Regions from separate parts of the Homo sapiens genome. Here all the other regions are linked to region 1. The links are chromatin contacts, found by Hi-C or POLR2A ChIA-PET in ENCODE. All regions are on one chromosome and are shown on one strand. The core of a region is the stretch at or near the end of the contact, and the rest is flanking DNA. Distances in the headings are between cores, read along the strand shown. Region 1 holds the start of LINC03011 (long intergenic non-protein coding RNA 3011). Region 2 holds the start of TPST1 (tyrosylprotein sulfotransferase 1). Region 3 overlaps CRCP (CGRP receptor component). Region 4 has its middle 34 kb from the start of TPST1.

Region 1 (2,851 bases), core at 165-2,664:
CTCCCTCTCACCAAGTTCGAACCCCTAGCTAGTTTTCAGAGGAGTAGAGTGTGTACCCCAATCCCAACTGGGTATGGTTCAGATCTGCATTTAACTCATGAAGCCTGGCTGCTCCGCAGGTCCTGGAGAAAAAAAGAGTCTCGCTGCAGGTATGATACAGGACAGGCTTGTCCCCAGGACCCGCCTGTCCCCAGGAAGAGGGAAGCCCAATGTCCCACCAGGTTGGCAGGGCTGGGGAAGGGAAAGTGTTATAGTAGCCCCAAGACTAAAAAGAGGCAGCAGAGGGAGCAGGACAGTGCTCCCATGGAACTCAAGCCGCTGCCTGAGTGAGGTGAGGGAAGAGTGCACCCACTGACATCAGGGGGCAGAGAGGTGCGGTTCCAGCGCGGCTTTTCCCCTTGCGTCTTGCCATGTGACTCTGATCCCCTCCAGGTGAGCCTGCCCACTTTGGGCCCAGGGTTGCCGCTGGGGCCTGTACCCAAAAGCAGCCCCCCATGGCCATGACCCCACTCCCAGGAGTGGGGCAGAGCAGGGAGGAGTCCTGGAAAGAGGAGACGCAGGGACAAGAAGGAATGGGCCTCAAACTCCAGGAGGGGGACCTTCTCATGGGTCCTGTTTTCTGGTCTCTCCTCGCTTACCCCTGGGCTGATCACCCTGGGAAGAACTGAGCCAAGGTTTCTCACCCTCAGGTCCAAGGGGTTCAATTACCGGGCCCTTAGGGAGATGCGAGCCCCCTAAAACGATGCAAAGTTCCTGGCCTAATTTTTATATTTTTAGTAGACATGGGGTTTCACCCATGTCTACTGATCGGAATGCCTCGAGCACACAAAATGTTGGAATTTACAGGCGTGAGCCAACGTGCCCGGCCAGCCCTATTTATTTCAGCCTATACATTTTGCACTTGTTAAAAGTATTTGAACATACAATTATCATGTTTTCTTTAAGCAGTCCCTCCCTGTTGTACACTTGGATAGTTTATTTTTTTAGACAAGGTTTACCTCCGTCTCGCAGGATGGAGTGCTGTGATGGGATCATAGCTCATTGCAGCCTTGAACCTTGGGGTTCAAGTATCTGGGAAGCTGAGGTGGGACTACAGAGATGGGGTCGCGCCATGTTGCCCAGGCAGCTCTTTAACTCCTGGCCTGAACGGATCCTTCCGCCTCGGCCGAGCCTGGACATAGTTTTCTAGTTTTGACCCACAGAAACACTGTGCTGGGTCGGAGTTTGTCAACCACCCTTCTCCAGCCAGCAACACACAGAACATGGCGGGGAAGTCGCGGTTACCAGGCTCCACTCCGAGGAAAAACCAGCGCAGCTCCAGGCACTGTAGCGCCACTGTGACGTCGCCGAAGGCCGGCGCTATTACGACGCCGGAAGGCCCGCGCCTGTGACGTCAGCTGAGGCGCGCCCCTGTGATATCTCACAGGCCCGCCCCTTCTGTAGAACCAATCGGAACTCGAGGCGCAGCGGCTGGGTATTCCAGGAGAGCGCATGCGCAGACGCATGGCCACAGACTGCCGGTCAGTGTCAGCAGGCGGTGGGTTAGGGTCCGCAGGCCCAGACCAGGCCGCCGACACCAATAAGCTACAAGGAGGAGCTTTACCGCTGCCTGTACTACTACTGCCTGCGCTACTTCCCAGCCTGCGGCGTAGGGCGCAGCAAGGGCCTGACGCTTAGCGAGCAGGCGCTGCGCACCAAGCGGCTGTCGCCTGGAGGGCACGTTCAGGCAGAAGCTCCTCAGTGGCCACAAGTCCGCTAGCTCCGGCTACAGCCCTTGCCGCACACTCGCGTCACCTGAGCCTGTGTAGGTGCGCCCCCCAACTCCTCCCCCAGCCAGGTCCCGGGGACGCCGGCAGCGTCCCCCACCCCTGGCGCCGCTCATCCTGGGCAGGATCGGCCCCGTCTGAGGCTGCACCGCATTAGGGAGCTGCACCCCTCGGCTTGACCTCTGATGGCCGTTGCAACAACATCAAAGCCTTTGGAACTTTGTAGGGGGTACGAGGGGCTAGGAAACCAAGAAAACATCTTTTTAAAAATATAAGCGATCGGGCCGGGCGCGGTGGCTCACGCCTGTAATCCCAGCACTTTGGGAGGCCGAGACAGGTGGATCACGAGGTCGGGAATTCAAGACCATCCTGGCCAGCATGGTGAATCCCGTCTCTACTAAAAATGCAAAAATTAGCCGGGCGTGGTGGCGGGCACATGTAATACCAGCTATTCGGGAGGTTGAGGCAGAGGCAGACAATTGCTTGAACCCGGGAGGCAGAGGCTGCAGTTAGCCGAGATCGTGCCACTGCACTCTAGCCTGGGCGACAGACCAAGACTCCGTCTAAAAAATAAAAAACTATATATATGTGTGTGTATATATATATATATATATGCGATGGAGCCCGGGAGGTTGAGGTTACTGTGAGCCGAGATTACACCACTGCACTTCAGCCTGGGTGACAGAGGGAGACCCTGTCTCTAAAAAAAAAATATATGCAAGTGAGAGCTTTTCTTCCAGTGCTCATGCTCAGACTGAAGAAAGTTATTGGGCCGGCCCAGTGGCTCACACCCGTAATCCCAGCACTTTGGGAGGCCTAGGTGGGCGGATCCCTTGAGCTCAGGCGTTCCAGACTAGCTTGGGCAACATGGTGAAATTCGGTCTCTACAAAAATACAAAAAATTATCTGGGCGTCGTGGTGGGCGCCTGTAGTCCCAGCTACTCAGGAGGCTGAGGCAGGAGAGTGGTGTGAACCCGGGAGGCGGAGCTTGCAGTGAGCGGAGATCGCTCCACTGCACTCCAGCCTGGGCCACAGAGCGAGACTCCATCACACACACACACAAAAAATTAGCTGGGCATGGTGGC
Region 2 (2,713 bases), core at 149-2,648, 290 kb before region 1:
GGAGGCCAAGGCAGGCAGATCACTTGAGGCCAGGAGTTCAAGATCAGCCTGGGCAACTTGATGAAACCCCGTCTCTACTAAAAATATAAAAATTAGCCAGGCATGGTGGCACATGCATGTAATTCTAGCTACTTTGGAGGCGGAGGCATGAGAATCACTTGAGCCCAGGAGGTGGAGGTTGCAGTGAGCCAAGATCACATAACTCCACTCCAGCCTGGGAGACAGAGTGAGACTCTTCAAAAAAAAAAAAGGTGATGTCTGTATAATGGACTATTATTCGGCCGTAACAAGGAATGAAGTGCCGATACATGCTACAACATGGATGAACTTTGAAAATATTATACTGTGTGCAAAGGAAGGTAGTTACCTTCCCGGGTTCAAGCAATTCTCCTGCCACAGCCTCCCCAGTAGCTGGGACGACAGGCGTCCGCCACCATGCCCGGCTAATTTTTGTATTTTTAGCAGGGACGGGGTTTCACTATGTTGGCCAGGCTGGTCTCGAACTCCTGACCTCAGGTGATTCACCAGCTTTGGCTTCCCAAAGTGCTGTGATTAGAGGCATGAGCCACCCCACCTGGCCTAGCAGAGAGCAATTTTGAATACAGCTGTTAGATTCTGCACTCATGCCTTCTCTAATCCATGTCACTGGAGTAGAAATAATTGCTTTGACAGAACCTGGTGTAGATGTGTCTGTAGGAAGAAACTGTAAAATGAATGGATCATTTTGTGAAATATCTGCCCTTTCCCCACCTTTCTTTTGCTTCTTTGCCTTTTTCTCCCTAGTTTTCATTTCTTTCTTTTAGGGCGTCAGCCCCCCACCTCTGTGGTTGGGAGGGACTATTGCACGTCTACACTCTCGTGGGGATGAAATAGTGTTTGAGTTCGTTATTTGCATTTGCGCGTTATCTCCCCGAGGAGATGACAGCTTCTCTGCCAGCAGCGGGCAAAGGTGGGCTCTGAAGCAGAGGAGAGGAATTATCAGGAAAAGCTCATTTTCTTCTCCTGTCCTAGGGTTTCACTGATGAAGGCCTCTGGGACACCCACGTTGGGGGTGGGGGCGGTGAGGACCGCCACCTGCCCGCGGCTCCCCTGCAGCCAGGCCACGCGCGCTGTTGCTAGGGCAACCACCCGGCCAGGCCTGCGGCTGCCGGGAAGCCCCCTCGGGAGCGCGCACGGGAAGGGCTGTGGGGGCGCTGGCCGGCTGCGACGTCAGACCCCCGCCCCTCGGCGCCTGCCGGACCCAGCTCCATTCCCAGCCGCGCCTCCTTCGGTGGGCAGCCGGCCGGAACTCACGAATCAGAGCAGCCGACACATCGTCCGCTCAGCCAATCGTAGCAGATGTGTGATCCCGCCACCTCCCCGGACCCTGGCGGTTGTCGCTGAGTTGGCGACCGCGGGAGACGCTGCTGAGGCGGCTTCGGTTGCGGGTCGGAACGGCGCTGCTCTGCGGGGCCGGTCCAGGCTGGCAGCTGCCGGCGCTTGGCGGTGAGGGCGGGCTCCCGAGTGGCCCCCCACCGAAGGCGGTGGGACCAGCGGCTGAGGCCAGGATGCCGTCCAGGCGGCGCGGCGGCTCCTCACTCATCCCAGGTAAGGGGGACGCGGCGCTCGCTGCGGCTCCGCTCCCCTCTCGTCTCCTCACACCCGGCCCTGTGCCCCGTCCTGGCATCCCTTGGCCCCTTGTCGCCTTCTGCTCGGTGCCTCCCGGTTGTCCAACCCCGCCCCCGAGCGCGGAGCCCCGGGTCTGGCCCGTCCGGCCCCTGCTCCCACGCCCCTTCCCCCATCGCCGGCATTTCCCGGGCTCGGCTTCGCCCCGGCCGCCGGGGCCTCTCCCCTCTGCCCTTTCTCTCCCTTCTCGCAGCCCTGGGACCACGTCCTAGCCCCGCAGTCCCCTGGGATGAGACCCTCGTCTCGCCGGGATCGGACATTTGCCCCCACGTCTACCCCGGCTGCGCTTCTTGAGCTCATCGCCCCATCATCCTACCCGTTGTACGTAGTCCTGTCTGCATGGCAGTCGCCCGCCCCGCTCCAGGTGTCCCTGGGTCTTGCCCTTTTGCTCCTAAGCACCTTCCTTTCCCAACTCGCCTCTTCTCCCCTCACTTTGACCACCCACCATCGCAATCTCCTCTTCCTTCTCTTACTCTTAAACCTCCAGACACTTTCCCACTCTCTGCAATGCCGGATTCATCGCTTTTTTTTTTTTTTTTTTTGAGAGATGGAGTCTCTATGTTGCCCAGGCTGGCTTCGAACTCCTGACCTCAAGCTATCCTTCTGCCTCGGCCTCCAAAGTGCTGGGATTACAGGCGTGAGCCACTGCGCCTGGCTCAGATCCATAGTGTAATATCTTCATTCGTCCTTACATGAGCTGCACCCCATAACATGTAAAGTCCCTTGCCCAGAGTCTAGCACACAGTAGGCCTGGCACATGGTGGGTGGTCACGCATGTTAGCCTCTTCCTCCTTCCAGGCGTTTTGTACTTTCCAGATGATGGTAGCAAGAAGTCCAGTGTCCACAGGGATTTGACTCTGCCTGAAGAATGGTATGGGAGATGGCAGGAGAAATTGGTGAACTCCAGTAAAGCGATTAAATGGTCAATTACTGCATTCATTAAGAAGAAACAATTCTGCTATCCGTGCCATGTATTGTTTTATGTTAATTGCCTTTGTAAAGGATTCTTAGGCTGCTAGTCAGCAGGCTTTGCGGTGTAATTACTCCC
Region 3 (2,953 bases), core at 325-2,824, 350 kb before region 1:
TGGGGGAAGATTTGCTGCTATTGAGAGTGCCTGGGGTGGGCCGGGCGCGGTGGCTCATGCCTGTAATGCCAGCACTTTGAGAGGCCAAGGTGGGCAGATCACCTGAGGTCAGGAGTTCAAGACCAGCCTGGCTAAAGTGGTAAAACCCCATCTCTACTAAAAGTACAGAAATTAGCTGGGCATGATGGTGCACACCTGTAATCCCAGCTACTTGGGAGGCTGAGGCAGAATCACTTGAACCCGGGAGGCCAAGGTTGCAGTGAGCCAGGATTGCACCACTGCACTCCAGCCTGGGTGACAGAGTGAGACTCCATCTTGGGAAAAAAAAAAAAAAAGAGTGCATGGGGTGTGCCAGACACGGTCTCAGTCCTTGGTCCTGGTGCCTGTGATTGTCTGTCACTTCGAATGCCCGCCCCATAGTCTTGGAAGGGGGCAAGTGTCCTCTCCATTTTAGCCCAGAGGGCTGGTGAGTGGCTGATTGGGACCTTCTGATTCAGAAGCTTTACTTTGCTCCTCCAAGCCAGGTACTTGTGCTTGATGAGAAGAAAGATGTGTGTGGCATCCCCTGAGATGGTTTCCTTCTCGTTTCTACAAAGTAGGTAGGCCTTGGTAGAAACTGCTGTTTCTCAGTAGTTGGACCATTTTATAGCCAGATTCTTCCCACTCTGGAATTTGGCTACAAAAGGTAGCAAATTGTTTACCAAGGTTTGTAGCAGTATCGCTTCTCACCAGAGTGAATAAGAAATGAAAGCTGTGGCCGAACATGGTGGCTTGCGCCTGTGATCCCAGCACTTTGGGAGGCCAAGGTGGGAGGATTGCTTGAGGCCAGGAATTCAAAACCAGCCTGGGCAACATAGTAAGACCCCATCTCTACAAAAAATGAAAAAAATTAGCCAGGTATGGTGGCGCACACCTGTGGTCCCAGCTACTCAGGAGACTAAGGTGAGAGGATTGTTTGAGCCCAGAAGTTCAAGGCTGCAGTGAGCTATGATAGTGCCACTGTACTCCAGCCTGTGTGACTGAGCAAGAACCTGTCTTTTAAAAAAAAAAAAGCAAATGGCTGGGCACGGTGGCTCACGCCTGTAATCCCAGTACTTTAAGAGACCGAGGTGGGTGGATCACCTGAGGTCAGGAGTTTGTGACCAGCTTGGCCAACATGGCGAAACCTCATCCCTACTAAAAATACAGAAATTAGCTGGGCATGGTGGCGGGCACCTGTAATCCCAGCTACTTGGGAGGCTGAGGCAGGAGAATCGCTTGAACCTGGGAGGCGGAAGTTGTAGTGAGCGAAGTGTAGTGAGCGTGACTGCACTCCAGCCTGGGCGACAAGAGCGAAACTCCTTCTCTAGAAAACAAAAGGAAATAAAAGGTTTCACTTACAGTGGCAAGCACAAAGGACTTGAGTGAGAAGTTCCCTATATTAACACTAGAGCCATTTTTTCTCCCTGGGTTCAGAAAACAGTCCCAGCATCCAACATTTATTAGCATTCACTTGGAAGCCAGGTGTCTTTTGGAGGCTGAAGCCTCACCTCTTCAGTTACGCCTGGGCTGTGATTTGCTGTGGCCCTCTGATGACTGCCTGCTGACTCAGAGGCTCGGTGAGGAAATGAGGTGGCCACCCAGCTTAGGACTTGTTGTGCCCGGTTGTGTATTGATTTGGAATGATTTGTGAGCCCTCCGGCCTGAGGTCAGTGAATCCTGTGACCTCACAGGCCACTGCCCTGAACAGCACTACCATCTAGGCCTGTTAGTGATTTCGTGATTATGAAGTCTTGACTCATATAGAGCGTTATTGCTTGTAAAACACTGTTACATGTGTTCTCCTTTTGTCCTCGCTGTAGGCGTTACTTTCATTTTACATTAGAGAAAGTTGAAATTTAGAAAGCCAGATTCAGTGAACTGTTCTGGATCAAATATTTAATAGTATACATTGTTGCTATCAGATCTTTGAATCATTTTGAGGAAAGTAGGACTTTAGGTTTGGCGACTTCAAGTTGCCATTTTTGGAGGTCGGCAACCCGGTTTGATGCTCCTGGGATTGAGATAATAAATGTATCATTTATGTTAACCCAGCTGTTGATACTTTGGATTTTTAAGTTTTATTTCCCCTTATGTTCTCAACTACCTGAAATGGTTGGTATCTGAGAACCTTGAGATGGTGCTTTGAACTTTACTTCTTTATTTGGACTGTTTCTCCTGTGTTGGAAAGAAAAGGTGAAAGGCCGGACACAGTGATTCATGTCTATAACCCCAGCACTTTGAGAGGGTGATGTGAGAGGATCACTTGAGCCCAGGAGTTCAAGACCAGCCTGGGCAACCCCATCTCTACAAAAAATAATAAAAAATAATTAGCTGGACATGGTGGCACATAGCTATAGTCCCAGCTACTTGGAAGGCTGAGGCAGGAGGATTGCTTGAGCCCAGGAGTTTGAGACTGCAGTAAGTGATGATTGCGCCCAAAGAATAAAGCAGGGAAAGGAGGGAAATAGCCAAGATTTGATTATTTAACCTGGAGAAAAGATGATCTCCGTTTGAGAAAATAATGTGCAGAAAAGAATTTTGCTAAGTTCACTAACGGCCGGAGCTTTTATCAACATCCAATCCTCCTTAATTACAGTCAAGACCTTTTTTTTCAACCTAAGGTTCCCAGTCACAGGAAGAAACCCTAAGCTGCATTAAACTAAATGAAATATAAACAAAAAAGAAACTTTCAGAAATAAAAAACTTACTAGCACGTCTTGGATCACTAGGATAAATGACAATGACTACATTATCCCTCACCCCCACCTTTTTTTTCCCCAAAGAGAGTGGGTCTTACTCTGTCACCCAGGCTGGAGTGCAGTGGCACGATCTTGGCTTACTACAACCTCTGCCTCCTGGGTTCACACCATTCTCCTGCCTCAGCCTCCCGTGTAGCTGGGACTACAGGCGCACGCTGCCACGCCCAGCTAAT
Region 4 (2,700 bases), core at 53-2,552, 320 kb before region 1:
GTGCTGGGATTACACTATGTTGCCTGGGCTGGTCTCGAACCCCTGGCCTCAAGTGATCCTCCCACCTCGGCCTCCCAAAGTGTTGGGATTACAGGTGTGAGCCACTGCACCCTGCCCCCATTTTTAATTAACAAGCAATTTATGGGGAGATATTTGAGAGAAATATTCTCTTACCACATTTTTACTCACTACTCTTATATTCTAGTGATGATTCTTGCCTCAACCAATAGCTACTAGTTTTCAACACCAACCACATTCCAGGTGCTGCACTAAGGGCTCTGCATGCCTTATCCCTATGTCATAGAGGAGGAAACCAAAGGTGCAGAGTGAAAAAATGGCCCAGGCACTCCCAGGGAGCAAGTACTGGAGGCGGAGGCAGACAGCTGGGTGCAGTGGCTCACACCTGTAATCACAGCACTTTGGGTGGCTGAGGCAGGAGGATCGCTTGAGTCCAGGAGTTTGAGACCAGGCTAGCCAACAAAGTGAGTCCCCATCTCTACAAAAAAATTTTTCAGGGCCAGGCGCGGAGGCTCACGCCTGTAATCCCAGCACTTTGGGAGGCTGAAGTCGGGGATCAACTGAGGTCAGGAGTTTGAGACCAGCCTGGCCAACACGGCAAAACCCTGTCTCTACCAAAAATTACAAAAATTGGTTGGGCATGGTGATGCACGCCTGTAGTCCCAGATACTCAGGAGGCTGAGGCAAGAGAATCCCTTGAACCTGGGAGGAGGAGGTTGCAGTGACCCAAGATCGCGCCACTGCACTCCAGCCTGGGCGACAGGGTGAGACTCTGTCTCCAAAAAAAAAAAAAAAAAAAAGATGCAAGTCGACCTAGACCTGTCTGCTCCAGAGCTAGAGATCACGTGCTTGGGCTTGGGAAGCAAGTGTTTGCTGGGAACTCGAAACGCCCAAGCATCAGATCTATTGAGCAATCCTGTTTCTAAAGCTCCTTCCCCGTGGTTCCCAAATACCCCTGACCAAGGAGGAGGATGGAGCAAGTAGACTTTAGGGCTGGGGGCTGTGACATGCTGGGTATGGCTTGCAGCCAAGAGTCAATCTTCCCTTCACTCCCCCTAGAGTACTAGCTACTCAGAATGAGCCTCTGTTAGAAGCTTCGTGGGTCATTAATTACATGTCTGCCGTGTCCTGCGTGCACGGCTGGGTCAGTGGCTGTGTTCGTAGAACCGGAAGACCCATGTTGTCCTTGCACAGGGCAGGGGCAGAGAGTCCCAGGAACCTGGTGGGTTCTGGGTTAAATGCTCTCTTTTTCCCCCTTGTGGGGCCTTAGCTGGAAGGGCCAGAACATGGGCAGGGTGGGGTCCTGGGGGCAGGGAGCCAGAGTCTTGAGTCATAGGGACACCAAGGAGTCAGGGCCAGGGCAGGGTGCGCTGAGCCAGGGAAACCAGAGGACAGCCAAGGTCTGAATGCTGGGAGATGCGGAAGTCACCGATGCAGGCGAGGTCACAGGAGGGGACTGCAGTCAGGATTGGAGCCAAGAACAAGCCCCGGTGAGCCAGGATCACATAGGACCAGGGCAGCAGAGCCTGAGCATGTATTTGCAGATCTCTGATGCTGGAGGCTTGCTCACCCTCTGGCCCACCCTCAGCCCTCATGTAATATGAGGAACAAATGTATGTTGTAAGCCACTGGAATGTTGGGGTTGTTTGTTACTGCAGCAAAAACTGACTAAGAAGCAGCTTAATGAAAAGAAAACAAAAAATACACCACCTCCTCAAACCAAAGCTCTCTTGTGAACATTCCTTCATTCATTTATTTTGGGGGATGGGGTCTCACTCTGTTGCCCAGGCTGGAGTGCAGTGGTGTGATCTCGGCTTACTGCAACCTCCACCTCCCAGGCTCAAGTGATCCCCCCACCTCAGCCTCCCAAGTAGCTGGGACCACAGATTTGCACCACCATGCCCAGCTAATTTTTGTATTCTTTGTAGAGATGGAGTTTTGCCCTGTTGCCCAGGCAGGTCTCGAACTCCTGAGCTCAAAGCAATCCACCCCCATCGGCCTCCCAAAGTGTTGGGATTACAGGCCTGAACCACTGCGCCCAACCTATGCATTCTTGTGAACATTTAAACAATACGGATGTATATAAAATAAAACATGAAGTTCTGGCAGGGCGTGGCAGCTCATGCCTATAATCCCAGCACTTTGGGAGGCTGAGGTGGGAGGATCACTTGAGCCCAGGAGTTGGAGACCAGCCTGAGCAACATAGTGAGACCCCATCTCTACAAAAAATAATTTTTAGAAAAGCATTGCATAGTGATGCATGCCGGTATTCTCAGCTATATGGGAGGCTGAGCTGGGAGGATCACTTGAACCCTGGAGGTTGAGGCTGCAGTGAGCTGTGATTGCACCAATGCACTCTAGCCTGGGTGACAGAGTGAGGCCTTATCTCAGGAAAACAAAAACAAAAAAAACACATAAAATTCCTCTTCATCTCCCTCCTGATCCTGAAGGAGTCATCATTGATAACATTTTGGTGTATATACTTTCAGAGAGCCAAGTTTTGAAATGGCTGTTTACTAATCTTAGTGAAATAAAATTCACACTTATGGATGCAGGAATTAACAGAAGAAAATATGTCAAGACACATAAAAATGATAAGAAATCAAAACTTTGGACACAGAGGCTCACGCCTGTAGTCCCAGCACTTTGGGAGGCTGAGGTGGGCAGATCACTTGATGTTAG

The links. A loop is a pair of places that touch in the nucleus more often than their neighbours do. ChIA-PET counts read pairs that join two places held with the same protein, here RNA polymerase II (POLR2A). Pooled maps may share reads with other maps.
Region 2: a loop to region 1 is called in a map of B cell, with 34 times the contacts of the local background. The contact joins the promoter of TPST1 here to the promoter of LINC03011 in region 1. A Hi-C loop is called at or near these places in 17 of 168 maps with a recorded cell type or tissue (B cell, CD14-positive monocyte, CD8-positive, alpha-beta T cell and 12 more), 23 of 37 single-sample maps with no recorded cell type and 33 of 50 pooled maps. POLR2A ChIA-PET finds 5 or more read pairs at or near these places in 22 of 52 experiments (A549, AG04449, B cell and 16 more).
Region 3: a map of HCT116 shows a loop between it and region 1 (3-fold over the local background). The contact joins the enhancer-like site here to the promoter of LINC03011 in region 1. A Hi-C loop is called at or near these places in 16 of 168 maps with a recorded cell type or tissue (HCT116, IMR-90, MCF 10A and 10 more) and 23 of 50 pooled maps. POLR2A ChIA-PET finds 5 or more read pairs at or near these places in 9 of 52 experiments (A549, AG04449, BJ and 6 more).
Region 4: a pooled map shows a loop between it and region 1 (3-fold over the local background). The contact joins the enhancer-like site here to the promoter of LINC03011 in region 1. A Hi-C loop is called at or near these places in 3 of 50 pooled maps. POLR2A ChIA-PET finds 5 or more read pairs at or near these places in 5 of 52 experiments (A549, BJ, SK-N-SH and 2 more).

Annotation. Positions count from the first base shown.
Region 1 is chr7:66,492,218-66,495,068 of GRCh38, forward strand. LINC03011 (long intergenic non-protein coding RNA 3011) reads left to right here and starts at 1,415. Exons shown (of 2, transcript NR_134573.1): 1 at 1,415-1,520. RefSeq lists an enhancer at 1,104-1,313.
Region 2 is chr7:66,203,936-66,206,648 of GRCh38, forward strand. It overlaps TPST1 (tyrosylprotein sulfotransferase 1), which reads left to right and starts at 1,399. Exons shown (of 6, transcript NM_003596.4): 1 at 1,399-1,587. RefSeq lists silencers at 1,022-1,291, 1,442-1,801.
Region 3 is chr7:66,147,022-66,149,974 of GRCh38, forward strand. The region is part of intron 5 of CRCP (CGRP receptor component); the gene reads left to right. Among named protein-coding and RNA genes, the nearest start is that of CRCP, 34 kb to the left of the region's middle. RefSeq lists enhancers at 985-2,184, 1,464-1,643. Within about 2 kb of position 1,575, at least 18 of the 41 ENCODE cell types and tissues checked have a DNase peak (open chromatin) inside an H3K27ac peak, as active enhancers do; they include HCT116, IMR-90, PC-9 and 2 more, where a contact is called at or near this core.
Region 4 is chr7:66,169,514-66,172,213 of GRCh38, forward strand. No RefSeq gene overlaps it. Among named protein-coding and RNA genes, the nearest start is that of TPST1, 34 kb to the right of the region's middle. Within about 2 kb of position 1,303, at least 7 of the 41 ENCODE cell types and tissues checked have a DNase peak (open chromatin) inside an H3K27ac peak, as active enhancers do.